Linked DNA regions of Homo sapiens: region 2 is linked to region 1. Evidence: chromatin contacts called from ENCODE Hi-C or POLR2A ChIA-PET data. All regions are on one chromosome and are shown on one strand. Each heading gives the region's core, a stretch centred on a gene start or an enhancer-like site at or near the end of the contact. The rest is flanking DNA. Distances are from core to core; before and after follow the strand shown.

Evidence for each region. Hi-C counts contacts between places; a loop is a spot of excess contacts on that map. ChIA-PET counts read pairs that join two places held with the same protein, here RNA polymerase II (POLR2A). Pooled maps may share reads with other maps.
Region 2: POLR2A ChIA-PET joins it to region 1 with 11 read pairs in activated T-cell. The contact joins two enhancer-like sites. A Hi-C loop is called at or near these places in 2 of 37 single-sample maps with no recorded cell type and 2 of 50 pooled maps. POLR2A ChIA-PET finds 5 or more read pairs at or near these places in 30 of 52 experiments (A549, AG04450, B cell and 23 more).

Annotation. Positions count from the first base shown.
Region 1 is chr11:118,766,652-118,773,074 of GRCh38, reverse strand. DDX6 (DEAD-box helicase 6) reads left to right here. Exons shown (of 14, transcript NM_004397.6): 5 at 4,723-4,852. Among named protein-coding and RNA genes, the nearest start is that of DDX6, 21 kb to the left of the region's middle. Within about 2 kb of position 1,557, at least 3 of the 41 ENCODE cell types and tissues checked have a DNase peak (open chromatin) inside an H3K27ac peak, as active enhancers do; they include B cell, where a contact is called at or near this core.
Region 2 is chr11:118,874,118-118,880,027 of GRCh38, reverse strand. No RefSeq gene overlaps it. Among named protein-coding and RNA genes, the nearest start is that of CXCR5, 6.8 kb to the left of the region's middle. Within about 2 kb of position 2,432, at least 12 of the 41 ENCODE cell types and tissues checked have a DNase peak (open chromatin) inside an H3K27ac peak, as active enhancers do; they include B cell, where a contact is called at or near this core.

The sequences.
Region 1 (6,423 bases), core at 308-2,807:
TATTGGAAAAATAACGGGAATTCACAAGATTGAGAAGGCTAGAGAAACATACTTGGAAATGACTAAGAATTGAGATAGCTCTGAAGGACTTAGGAAGCTGTAATGGATGCACTATAACAATTTAGATTCTTAGGAGGCAACATTCCGCTGGCCCAGTGTGGGCTATGTGTCTACCACTTGGCTTAGAAAATTGGTGAGGCTTGGTCTGTTGGGACAGGGGAGACCAGGGCATATGTAATTCCTTAGAAGGAAATTGGGGTGTTACTTAGTAAAGGGATACTAGAGTAACCAAAACACAACAAATACTCTTCAGTCATTATCTAAACGTTACAGTGAATGTGAATTTGGAGACCTAAGGTGGCAGATGTCAGCCCTAAGCTTGTGGGGTTGGTTTTTTGGGGTTTTGTTTTTTGGGGGTAATAGCTTTATTGAGATATAAATGACATCACACATCAAAAGTATACAATTTAATGCTTTTTAGTGCATTTAGAGTTCTGCAACCATTACCACAATAAATTTTAGAACATTTTGATCAGTCCCACAAAAGAAACCCTTTTAGCAGTCACACCTCATTTTCCCACACCCCTAAACAACCACTGGTATACTTTCTGTCATTCTAGCTTTGCCTAGTCTGGACATGTCATATAAATAGAATCCTATAGTATGTGTTTTTTTTGTGACTGGCTTCTTTGACTTAGCGTAATGTTTTCCGAGTTCATCTGTGTTGTAGCTTGTATCAATATTCCATTCCTTTTTCCTGAATAATATTTTATTGTATGGCTCTATTACTTCTGATTTATCCAGTCATCAGTTGGTAGACATTTGGGGTTGTTTTCCAAGGACTGAGGATTTAATGTGCTATTTTGTGAAAATCTGAGAAGTAGGAAGGGGATTTAATGATCTCAACTGTCATCCGTCTGAAAAACCTAACTTGTGATTTTAAATAAAATAGCAGGCTGCCTTCCCCTGTTCCCTTTTTAAAATAGGAACTGACCCTGCTTTAACCTTATGAAGTTTTATTTATGAATAAAGTTTGTACTATTATAAAAAAAAACATAGAAGGAACTGGCTATTAAGGATAATGCTGCTATGAAAATTCAGGTGCAGGTTTTTGTGTGGAGATGTTTTTATTTCTCTTCGCTGTATACCTAGAATTGCTAGTTCATATGGTAACTCTTTTTAACCTTTTGAGGAACTGCAAGGCTGGTTTCCAGCGTAGCTGTACATTCCCACTAGCAGTGTATGAGAGTTCCATTTTCTCCAACTTCTTGCCTACATGTTATGTGCAGATCTAAGTTCAAATACTGGCTAAAGCATTTCTTGCTTTGTGACCTTGGGCAAACTAATCCTGTTTAGGATCCATTTTGTCAGTTGTAAAACAAAGTACCTAACTTGAAAGTTGTGCTGAGCACATAGTAAGTTTTAAAAAAAGTTTTCGTTTCCTTCCTCCTTTGCCTTCTCCCTGGCAGTTCCTCATAATTTCCTCTTGTATTTCACAGCTTTTTGAACTTGACTTGAATTCTCTTGCTTTTCATTATTTCCTGAGAAACACTGGTAAGAGGCAGTGTGGATGTGCTGAATTCACTGACTGTTAATCATAATGGCCATCATATAAGGCAAAATATCAGGGTGTCTTAACTTACAGTCTATCACATGTACTTTGTTAAAGCTTTATCCTTGAACAGTTTTTGTAGGGTATAATCCCTGTCAAAGAGGGCAAAGGAATAGAAGTCAATGGCCTTAATCAAGTCAGTCAAAAGATGAACTGAAAAGGGGGATTAGGATACCTCTAGTCTAATTCTGTTCTGCCTCACTTGATTGAAAAAAAGGTTTACACTTTAAAGAACCTGACCCAGCAAGTCGTTATGAGACCATCAGAGACCACCTATCTTACTTTTTCAATACTGTAAAACTGAGTAGTGTGCAGGCAGCCTGTTAAAAACTACAGACTACTGGCACCACAGAACCACAAAAGAGAAAACCTGAGGTGACAGGGTAATGGGAGCCTCTGGAACAACTGGAAATAATGGTTCACTTATCTGTGATGAGGGAAGAAATTTAAGACCAAAGGGTTAAAGCCAAGGTTTTCTTCTTTGTTTGCTTTACCTTAATAAGCAGAGTCTTTAATGCTGGCTGTAAGAACAAGACAACAGTATTTTCTTTTCTTTTCTCTCTCTTTTTTTTTTTTTTTGTGAGACTGAGTCTTGCTCCATTGCCCAGGCTGGAGTGCAGTGGCGCAATCTTGGCCCACTGCAACCTCCTCCTCCTGGGCTCAAGCAGTTCTCCTACCTCAGGCTCCCAAGTAGCTGGGACTACAGGTGCGCACCATGACCATTTTTGTATTTTTAACAGAGATGGGGTTTCACCATGTTGGCCAGGCTGGTCTCGAACTCCTGACCTCAGGTGATCTGCCTACCTCAGCCTCCCAAAGTGCTGGGATTACAGACATGAGCCATCGTTCCCAGCCAACAACAATATTTTCACAGTTGTTCTGGCAGCTGTGTTGTTCTGACCATATGGAACCCATTTATATCCTGTGATTGGAGCTCTAGGTAGAAAGAGTGTTGTCGTGGGAGATGGAAGTCATCCTGCTTATTTAGTCATTTCTACCAATAGCAGCTTTAAAGGGCTAAAGCTGTTTTTTGTTTGTTTGTTTGTTTTTGTCGTTAGCCCAGGCATAGAAGGGACAAATGTCAGTGACTGTGAATTTGGTTCCTAGTATCTTAGTTTTAGAAATTAAAAATTCAGGCCAGACACAGTGGCTCATGCCTGTAATCCCAACACTTTGGGAGGCCGAGGTCGGTGGATCATCTGAGGTCATGAGTTCAAGACCAGCCTGGCCAACATGGTGAAACACCCCGTCTCTACTAAAAATACAAGAATTAGCTGGGTGTGGTGGCACACGCCGTTAATCTAAGCTGCTCGGGAGGCTGAGGCAGGAGAATCGCCTGAACCAGGAGGCGAAAGTTGCAGTGAGCCAAGATCGCACCATTGTACTCCAGCCTGAGTGACAAGAGCGAAACTCTGTCTCAAAAAAAAAAGAAAAAAAATTAAAATTCCACATCATGGCCCGGCGCGCTGGCTCACGCCTGTAATCCCAGCACTTTGGGAGGCCAAAGCGGGTGGATCACGAGGTCAGGAGATCAACACCATCCTGGCTAACACGGTGAAACCCCGTCTCTACTAAAAATACAAAAAAAAAATTAGCCGGGTGTGGTGGCGGGCACCTGTAGTCCCAGCTACTCAGGAAGCTGAGGCAGGAGAATGGCGTGAACCCGGGAGCCAGAGCTTGCAGTGAGCCGAGATTGTGCCACTGCACTCCAGCCTGGGCGACAGAGCGAGACTCTGTCTCAAAAAAAAAAATTCCACATAATTTCCTTTTAACAATTTTTCAACGATCAAGCTTTTTCAACGATCTATTGTATTTTATAGTTTGTTGTTGTTGTTTGTTTTGTTTTTGCAAAGAGTGGGGGTGCTTGCCATGTTGCCCAGGCTGTTCTTGAACTCCTGACCTCTCTTTGTATATGTCTATTTATTTTTAAGTAACTTTTGGGAATCCTTTGCTGTTGTCTGGGAAATTTAAGTTAGTATGAACTACTGTTATTATTTGCAAAATAGATAACAAAGTAAGCCAAATATTAAAATGAGAGGTCACCTTTAGTGATGTGACCGTATTTGAGGTAGCTGCAATAGAATTGAACCTTCAATAGAGAGCACATTACAGAACAGAGAAGTAGGCTGTGGGACAGACATTGGAGATTTACTTATTATATAAATAAATGACAAATAGGACCTGAGGTTAAACTTTCCCAGCCTATTCGTGTTTTGTTGCAGGGATGAGGTGTCCAAGCTACAATTTTTCACTGTGGTCAAATTGGTGTGCTAGTCTCAAAATATATATAGTCTTACCTTGGAATTGTTTTTGTTTTTTCCTTTAAAAATTTTTGTAGAGATGGGGTCTCACCATTTTGCCTAAGCTGTTCTCAAACTCCTGGGCTCAAGTGATCGTTTTGCTTTGGCCTCCCATAATGGTGGGATTACAGATGTGAGCCACTGTATCTAGCCTTTTTTTTTTTTTTTTTTTTTTGAGATGAGACGAGGTCTCTTTCATGCTGGAGTACAGTGGTGCAATCATGGCTCACTTCACCCTTGACCTCCTGGCTCAGCCTCTCAAGGTTTATGGACACCCACCACCACACCCAGCTACTTTCTGTAATTTTTGTAGAGTTGGGGTTTTTCCATGTTGCCTAGTTGCCCGGGCTGGTGTTGAACTCCTGGGCTCAAGTGATCCCCCACTTCTGCCTCCCAGTGTGCTGGGACTACAGGCATGAGCTGCTGTGCCTGGCCATTTTTCCAATTTTTATTTGAAGGAGGCTTTGCTTTTGTTTTGTCTGTATTTTCAAGTGCTATTTATGGGTCAGCCTGAGTTCCTCCATTTTCTTTGTTGTTCTCTTCAGATACACACATAACACAGTTCTTATGACATTGGGTTACAATTTAAAATTCTGTGAGCAGTTCTGGTAAATACTGGTTTATAATGATGTTGATGTTGACTGGTCGTGCTGATTTACTTGGATCTCTGCTATTCATGTAGAATTCAAATGTAGGATACTTAGGACACTTAAAGCAATACCGAAAGAGGTATCCTTCAGTGTATTTCAGAGAGGAATTTGCTTGTGTACTACATTCAGAAGTAATTTTGTATTGTCTTATCTCTTTTAGGAGGAGAGCATTCCCATTGCTTTATCTGGTAGGGATATCTTAGCTAGAGCAAAAAATGGAACAGGCAAGAGCGGTGCCTACCTCATTCCCTTACTTGAACGGCTAGACCTGAAGAAGGACAATATACAAGGTTAGTTGAATAAAAGTTTGTTTTTAAACTAAAAATGGGAGTTTCAGCCTTGGAGCCATGTGTAGAAGATACTCTTTTTTTAGTCAGAATTTACATTATCTAAAATTTGTATTCTTTCTTTTCAGGTTTTTTCTTTTTTTAGCCTGATGATGGTCTTTTTATTAAAAATGATTCCCAGCTTTTTAGAGATTTCTAGTTTTAAGAGTATTCTTATATGATACACACTTGTGACAGCATTCCAGTGAGACAGGAAAAATAAGTATTAGTGCCCTATAGGTAGGAAAGCTGAGGCTGGGCACGGTGCCTCACAGCCTGTAATCCCAGCACTTTGGGAGGTCAAAGTGGGTGGATCACCTGAGGCCAGATATTTAAGACCAGCCTGGCCAACATTGCGAAACCCTGTCTCTACTAAAAATGCAAAAATTAGCTGGGCATGGTGGCGCACAACTGTAATCCCAGCTACTCAGAAGTCTGAGGCACGAGAGTCACTGGAACCCAGGAGGTGGAGGTTGCAGTGAGCCAAGATTGTGCCACTGCACTCCAGCCTGGGTGACAGAGTGAGACTCTCAACTCAAAAAAAAAAAAAAAAAAAAAAAGGCGGCTGAGGTCATGAGAAGTTAAATTAGTTGACATTGCTACTTATAAACTATGGAACTATTTCTTGTGGCAGATGAGTGTTAACAGAATTCCTTGTAGAAACATGAACTTCTGTTTAAAGGCTGTGGATTTTGGGATTTTAAGAGCCTAGGCAGTGGGGAATAAAAAATTTTCATAGTTATATTCAATGTAAGTTAATGGAATTAAGATTTCATCTCTGAAACTTTACATTTTTAGCTTTCGTGATCTGTAATTATCTTTTCTTCCCACTTTCATATGATGTAAATAGAGCCTAGGTAGCAGGAGTTTCCTACCTAGGTATTTTACACAGTGAATCTGACTCAAATGTAGTTGGGGCTTTTAGAAATATTGTTAATAAACTTTGAGCTAATAGTTGCGAACTCAACATGCTGAAAGTTTGTAATTAAGAACAGTATTGGCTGGGTGTGGTGGCTCACGCCTGTAATCCCAGCACTTCGGGAGGCCGAGGCAAGGCAGATCACCTGAGGTCAGGAGTTCAAGACCAGCCTCGCTAACATGGTAAAACCCTGTCTCTACTAAAAATACAAAAATTAGCTGGGTGTGGTGACATGTGCCTGTAGTCCCAGCTACTCAAGGAGGCTGAGGCAGGAGAATTGCTTGAACCTGGGAGGTGGAGGTTGCAGTCAGCCAAGATCATGTCACTGCACTCCAGCCTGGGTAACAGAGCGAGATCTGTCTCAAAACGAAGAAGCAGCAGCAGCAGAAGGCCAGGTGCAGTGACTCACACCTGTAATCCCAGCACTTTGGGAGGCCAAGGCAGGAGGATTGCTTGAGGTCAGGGGTTTGAGACCAGCTGGGCCAACATGATGAATCCCCGTCTCTACTAAAAATACAAAAAATTAGCTGGGTGTGGTGGCGGTTACTCAGTAGGCTGAGGCAGGAGAATTGCTTGAACCTGGGAGGCAGAGGTTGCAGTGGGCCGAGATGGCAGC
Region 2 (5,910 bases), core at 1,183-3,682, 110 kb before region 1:
GTCAAGGGATTGAGACCATCCTGGCCAACATGGTGAAACGCCGTCTCTACTAAAAATACAAAAATTAGCTGGGTGTGGTGGTGGGCACCTGTAGTCCCAGCTACTCAGGAGGCTGAGGCAGAAGAATCACTTGAACCTGGGAGGCGGAGGTTGTAGTGAGCCGAGATGGCACCACTGCACTCCAGCCTGGTGACAGAGTAAGACTCCGTCTCAAAAAAAAAAAAAAAAAAAGAATTACCTTGTGCCTGGCACATCATGGGCCTTCTGTGTATGGTGGTGTGGCTATGGCAATAATGATGATGAGATAGGGCAGGGGGAGGAGCAAGGAAGTGGTTGGAGCATGTACTGGACAAGGTAGGAGCTGCTCTTATGGCCTTCTCCTCTCCTACTCTTTCCACAGTTCTCTATATTTTCCACATGTGCTGTAGGCCTAGAAAAAGAGTTTTGGGGGAGGCTTAAGACTGCTTCCCAGGTGCTATAGCAGCAGGCTCTGGCCAGTAGTTTCAGCTATGATGGTTTGGGCAGCAGAGAGGTAGCCTACCAGCTTCTCTATGGCTGACTCAGGCGTCACACATTAGACACATCTGTGACTGTCACCTGAAGTCTTTGACTTTTTGGGCCTATTCAGAGATCCCATTCTTCTCTCCAGATGGTGAACACACTACAGCTTCCCAGGGTCTACTTGTGTTAGCCTCTGACCTTTGATAGTCAACTCAGTTTGCCCCCAGTGGTAAATACCTTCTGACCTTGAGGCTTTTTCTTTTTCTTTTTTTTTTTTTTTGAGACAGGATCTCATTTCATCACCCAGGCTGGAGGGCAGTGGTACGATCATGGCTCACTGCAGCCTTGACCTCCTGAGCTCAAGCCATCTTCCTGCCTCAGCCTCCCGAGTTGCTGGGACTACAGGCACATGCCACCTCACCTGGCTAATTTTATGTTTTTTGTCAAGACAGAGTTTCACCATGTTGCCCAGGCTGGCCTTGAACTCCTAGGCTCAACCGATCCGCCTGCCTCAGACTCCCAAAGTGCTGGGATTACAGGCATGAGCCACCATGCCCAGCAACCGTGAGTTCTAATATTGTTTTGAGAAGGCTCAGAGAGTTACTGCCTCTACTAGAAACCATGATCTTACAATCTTCACACACATAAAGTCAGACTAGCTCCCTAGGATAGAGAGGGCAACGCTTAAGCTGCGATCCTTTGCCTTTGAAGAGGAGATGTCAGAGGTTCCATCTGTGTGTGACAATCGGATGGCAGAGGACCCTTCCAGGTCAGGCAGCTCAGGTTTTATTTCAGTGTGCAACTTGTTTATATTTCACCTATGCAGGATCCCAATCCCCACCCCATAGGCAGTCTAATTGAGGCTAAATTGTTTTCTAGCCTTCTCGTCAAAATGACCACTGGAGGCTGAACATGGTAGCTCGCCTCTGTAATCCCAGCATTTTGGGAGGTCAAGGGGGGAGGATCACTTGAGCCCAGGAGTTCGAGACCAGCCTGGGCAACATAGGATACCCCATCTCTACAAAAAATAAAAATATTAGCTGGTGGTGCACACTAGTGCTTCCAGCTACTCAGGAGGTTGAGGTGAGAGGATTGCTTGGGCCCAGGAGGTCGAGGTTGTAGTGAGCTGAGATTGCACCACTGCACTCCAGGCTGGATGACAAAGCAAGATCCTATCTCAGAAAAAAAAAAAAAAAAAAAAAGACAGAAAGACTACTGATACTTCCGCCAAGACTGGGTTTGTGTCTGGTTTAGGCAAGGGTGGCCGCTTACATCAGCTCAGGTGTATTTTTCTCAGTAATTATACTTTACAGTCCATGGATTACATTAAATTTCTATTTGTTCCAGAGATTAGATACAATCACTTGTCTTGGAGTTCATTTTCTATATTCCACAGAAAAAGTAAGCTGTTCCACACAGTTTTGGGGTGCTGCTACAGGGAACGGGCTGGGGTTTCCCCTTCTATTAACCTAGGACTCTCTCCCTCTCTGACATGGCCAGAGACTTTGTTCTCTTCTTTCTCTGGGTCTTTCCCAACAGCTGAGAACAGAGCTCCCAGGTCCCTACCTCATCAGCCTCAGGAAGAGTAGGGTATACCTCTCAGCACTGAAGGAAACTCGCCATAGACTTGCATAGCAGTCACCGGTCTACACAGTCCCATGAAAGTTTAAATTTAATGTTACTTAATCTTTATATTTCACTTAATCTTCACATTTAATTATATGTAGTCCTTGAAGCGGCTTGTGCCGGAGGGATTGGCATCACTCCTGGCCGTATTTTGTGAGGACAAGGAAACAGAGTCTCATTTTCTTGCTCGTGATTGCAGGGAGGGTTCGTTGCAGAGTCAGAGCCTGAAGTCAGCCCTGTAGGCACCAAATCCAGGGCTCCCTCCACAAGACCACACGGCCCGTCTCTCAGAGGCGCCATTTTGCAAAGGACAGGCACTTACCTGGCTGGCTAAGGGGAAAACTATGGCTAAATCCTGCACAGGCTCCTCATCAGGTACTTTCTATGTGCCATGAACTATGATAGGTTTTTCACACATCATTTCTTTTCATTCCCTGAACAGTCTTTGAGTGTTGGGTTTTTTGTTTTGTTTTGTTTTTGAGACGGAGTCTCGCTCTGTCGCCAGGCTGGAATGTGGTGGCACCATCTCGGCTCACTGCAACCTCCGACTCCCTGGTTCAAGCAATTCTCCTGCCTCAGCCTCCCGAGTAGCTGGGATTATAGGCACGTGCCGCCACGCCCAGCTAATTTTTTGTATTTTTAGTAGAGACGGGGTTTCACCATGTTGGCCAGGATGGTCTCGATCTCCTGACCTCAGGTGATCCACCTGCCTTGGTCTCCCAAAGTGCTGGGATCACAGGCATGAGCCACCGCGTCCGGCAAAGTGTTGGGTATTTTTATTACCACACTGCAGATGTGGAAACCAAGCTTCAGACAGTAATGGGAAGTAGCATGAATGTTCACAGCTCACTCAGACAGCAGGGACCCAACACCCCATTACAAGTCAACACAGGAAGTGGGGTGGTAAAGGCTGTCATTGCCGGCAGCCTGCACCCACGCACAGCTCCCCTCTCGTTAGGAAACAGGTAGAGTCCTGCAGGGAGGAAATGGGCTGCAGGTGCTGGGTAGGCACATCAAGGTTACCACAAGGTCATGGGGGCCACAAATGAGCTTGGGAACGTCGGCCTGGGGCAGGTTGTGTGGCCAGGGTTAGAGTGAGTCTGGTGCTTGGATCAGGTGTTTGTATACTGAGTACTGCGGCAGCCAGAGGCGAGATTCTGATGGAGGAGCACCTTGTCTAACAGAGAAGGCAAAACAGACACATCATGCAAGTTGGCATGCTCATATTCACATGCAACTGGGCACATTTTCAAAGAATATGCAAAACTCTACCGTGTTGCTAAGGTAGTGTGGGTGGAGTCAGCAGTGTGGAAGGCACAGGGAATGGGGGAAACGTGCAGCATTCCTTCGCACCTAAGTGCTGTGGGCGCATGCGCTGGGTAGGCTGTAAGGCTGAGTGGGTGACAGAAGAAACGCTGCACTGGAGGCCCAGCATGTCTGCTTCCCAGCAAGGCCGCTCTGAGACCAGACCCTGCCTGCTTGCGCAAAGACACGCCAAACACAGAATGCCAAACAGGCATCCCCAGGGGAGTGCTCCTCACACTTTATGCCTCAGAGTCACCAGGAGGGCTTGTTACCTCCAGGTTGCCAGGCCCCACCACGAGAGTGTCTGATTCGGGAGGTCTGGGGTGGGACCTGATAATGTGCATTTCTAAGAGTGTCCAGGTGACGCTATGCTGCTGGCCTGAGAACTACACTCCTAGAACCACCGCTCTAGGCCACGTAGGACTGGTACACAGCCATATACCAATTGGTAAACTCGTCCCCACACAGCTTGTTTTCCAACCTGGAGCTCCCAACCACCCAGCAGGGCCTTCAGTCCCTCCACACAAAGGGTGCCATAGTTGACGTCTCTCCAGAGCAACACAGCACCTCATACAACCAACACACAATCAACAACAATGACACAGCACCTCATACAACCAGCACACAACCCACAGCAACAACACAGCACCTCATACAACCAGCACACAACCCAAAACAACGACACAGCACCTCATACAACCAGCACACAACCCACAACAGGAAGAACACAGCACCTCATACAACCAGCACACAACCCACAGCAACGACACAGCACCTCATACAACCGGCACACAACCTACAACAACAACACAGCACCTCATACAACCAGCACACAACACACAACAGGAAGAACACAGCACCTCATACAACCGGCACACAACCCACAACAACACAGCACTTCATACAACCAGCACACAACACACAACAGGAAGAACACAGCACCTCATACAACCAGCACACAACCCACAACAACACAGCACTTCATACAACCAGCACACAACAGTTGGTTTTCCCAGAACACCGGCCTCCCTGGGCCCCACCCTGGCACCGTTGAGATTTCTGTGGTGCCTCCCGGGCTCTGACAGGTTGCACCTCTATCTCTCTGGTCGGTCTCAGCTCTACTCTAATAAGTAATGCATGAGCTCTACTAGTTAGCTTTCAGCATGTCATGTAATCCTGTCACTTTGATCATGACCCATAGGAAGAAATATATTTTATATCACAAGCTAGTTGGACATGTGTGATGAACATATACACACAAATACACAGTAAGTTTTGTAAACACTGCTTAGTATGGGTAGCATACTCATATTTTCTACTCTTCCTCCTTCCCTCCTTTCCTCCTTCCTTTCGTTCCCTCTTTCTTTCTCTCACTCTTTCTTTCTTCCCTTTTTTGTAGAGATGGGGTCTCTCTATGTCACCCAGGCTGCAGTGCAGTGGCACAATCATGGCTCACTGCAGCCTCCACCTCCCAGGCTTAAGTGATCCTCCCACCTTAGCCTCCTGAGTAGCTGGGACTACAGGTGTGCATCACCACACCAAACTAACTTTTAAATTTACTGTAGAGATGGGGTCTTGTTATGTTGCTTAGGCTGGTCTGGAACTCCTGGGCTTAAGCCATCCTCCCACCTTGGCCTCACAAAGTGTTGAGATTATAGACGTGAGCCACCATGCCCGACCCTCTTTCTATTTTTAATAGCGGTCAATGAATCACACTGCTTTCATGGGTCCACACATAAGTCACAATCCCCAGTTTGAAAATTACAAATATAACTTCTCTGAGCATTAGTTTCCTAATATGTACAATTGTAAAATACCTGCATGGCCAATTTTGCTATTAAATAATATCTTGTATGTAAAAGCCTTTTTCTTTCCAAATAGAAATCCTCCATAGGTCCAAAGTGCTATCTCTCTCTCTCATACACACACACACACACACACACACACACACACACTCATGCTTTTTTTTTTTTTTTAGAGACAAGGTCTTGCTCTGTCACACAGGCTGGAGTGCAGTGGCATAATTGTCGCTCACTGTAGTCTCAAACTCCTGAACTCAAGTGATCCTTCCACCTCAGCCTCCTGAGCAGCTGGGACTATAAGTGTGTACCATGCCAGGCTAATTTTTAATTTTTTTTTGTAGAGATAAGGTCTTGCTATGTTGCCCAGGCTGGTCTCGAACTCCTGGCCTTAAACTTCCTTCCTCAGCCTCCTAAAGCACGGGGATGTCAGGCATGCACCTCTGCGTCAGGCCCACTCATGCTTTTTAAAGGGAGGTCAAAAAGGAAGGAACTTCAGGCAGGACTTTGAGGGAAGGAGGTCCGCAGGCGGTAAATGCACATCTTGGGGAAGGGATGGTGAGCAGTTTGTCTGGACTGGAGCAGAGGAAGATGTGGGAGAAGGCAATGAGGGTGGATACTGAGAGGCCCAGAGAGCCTGTCTGGGCATTTGGATGGCAGAGGGGGCAACTGAGACACA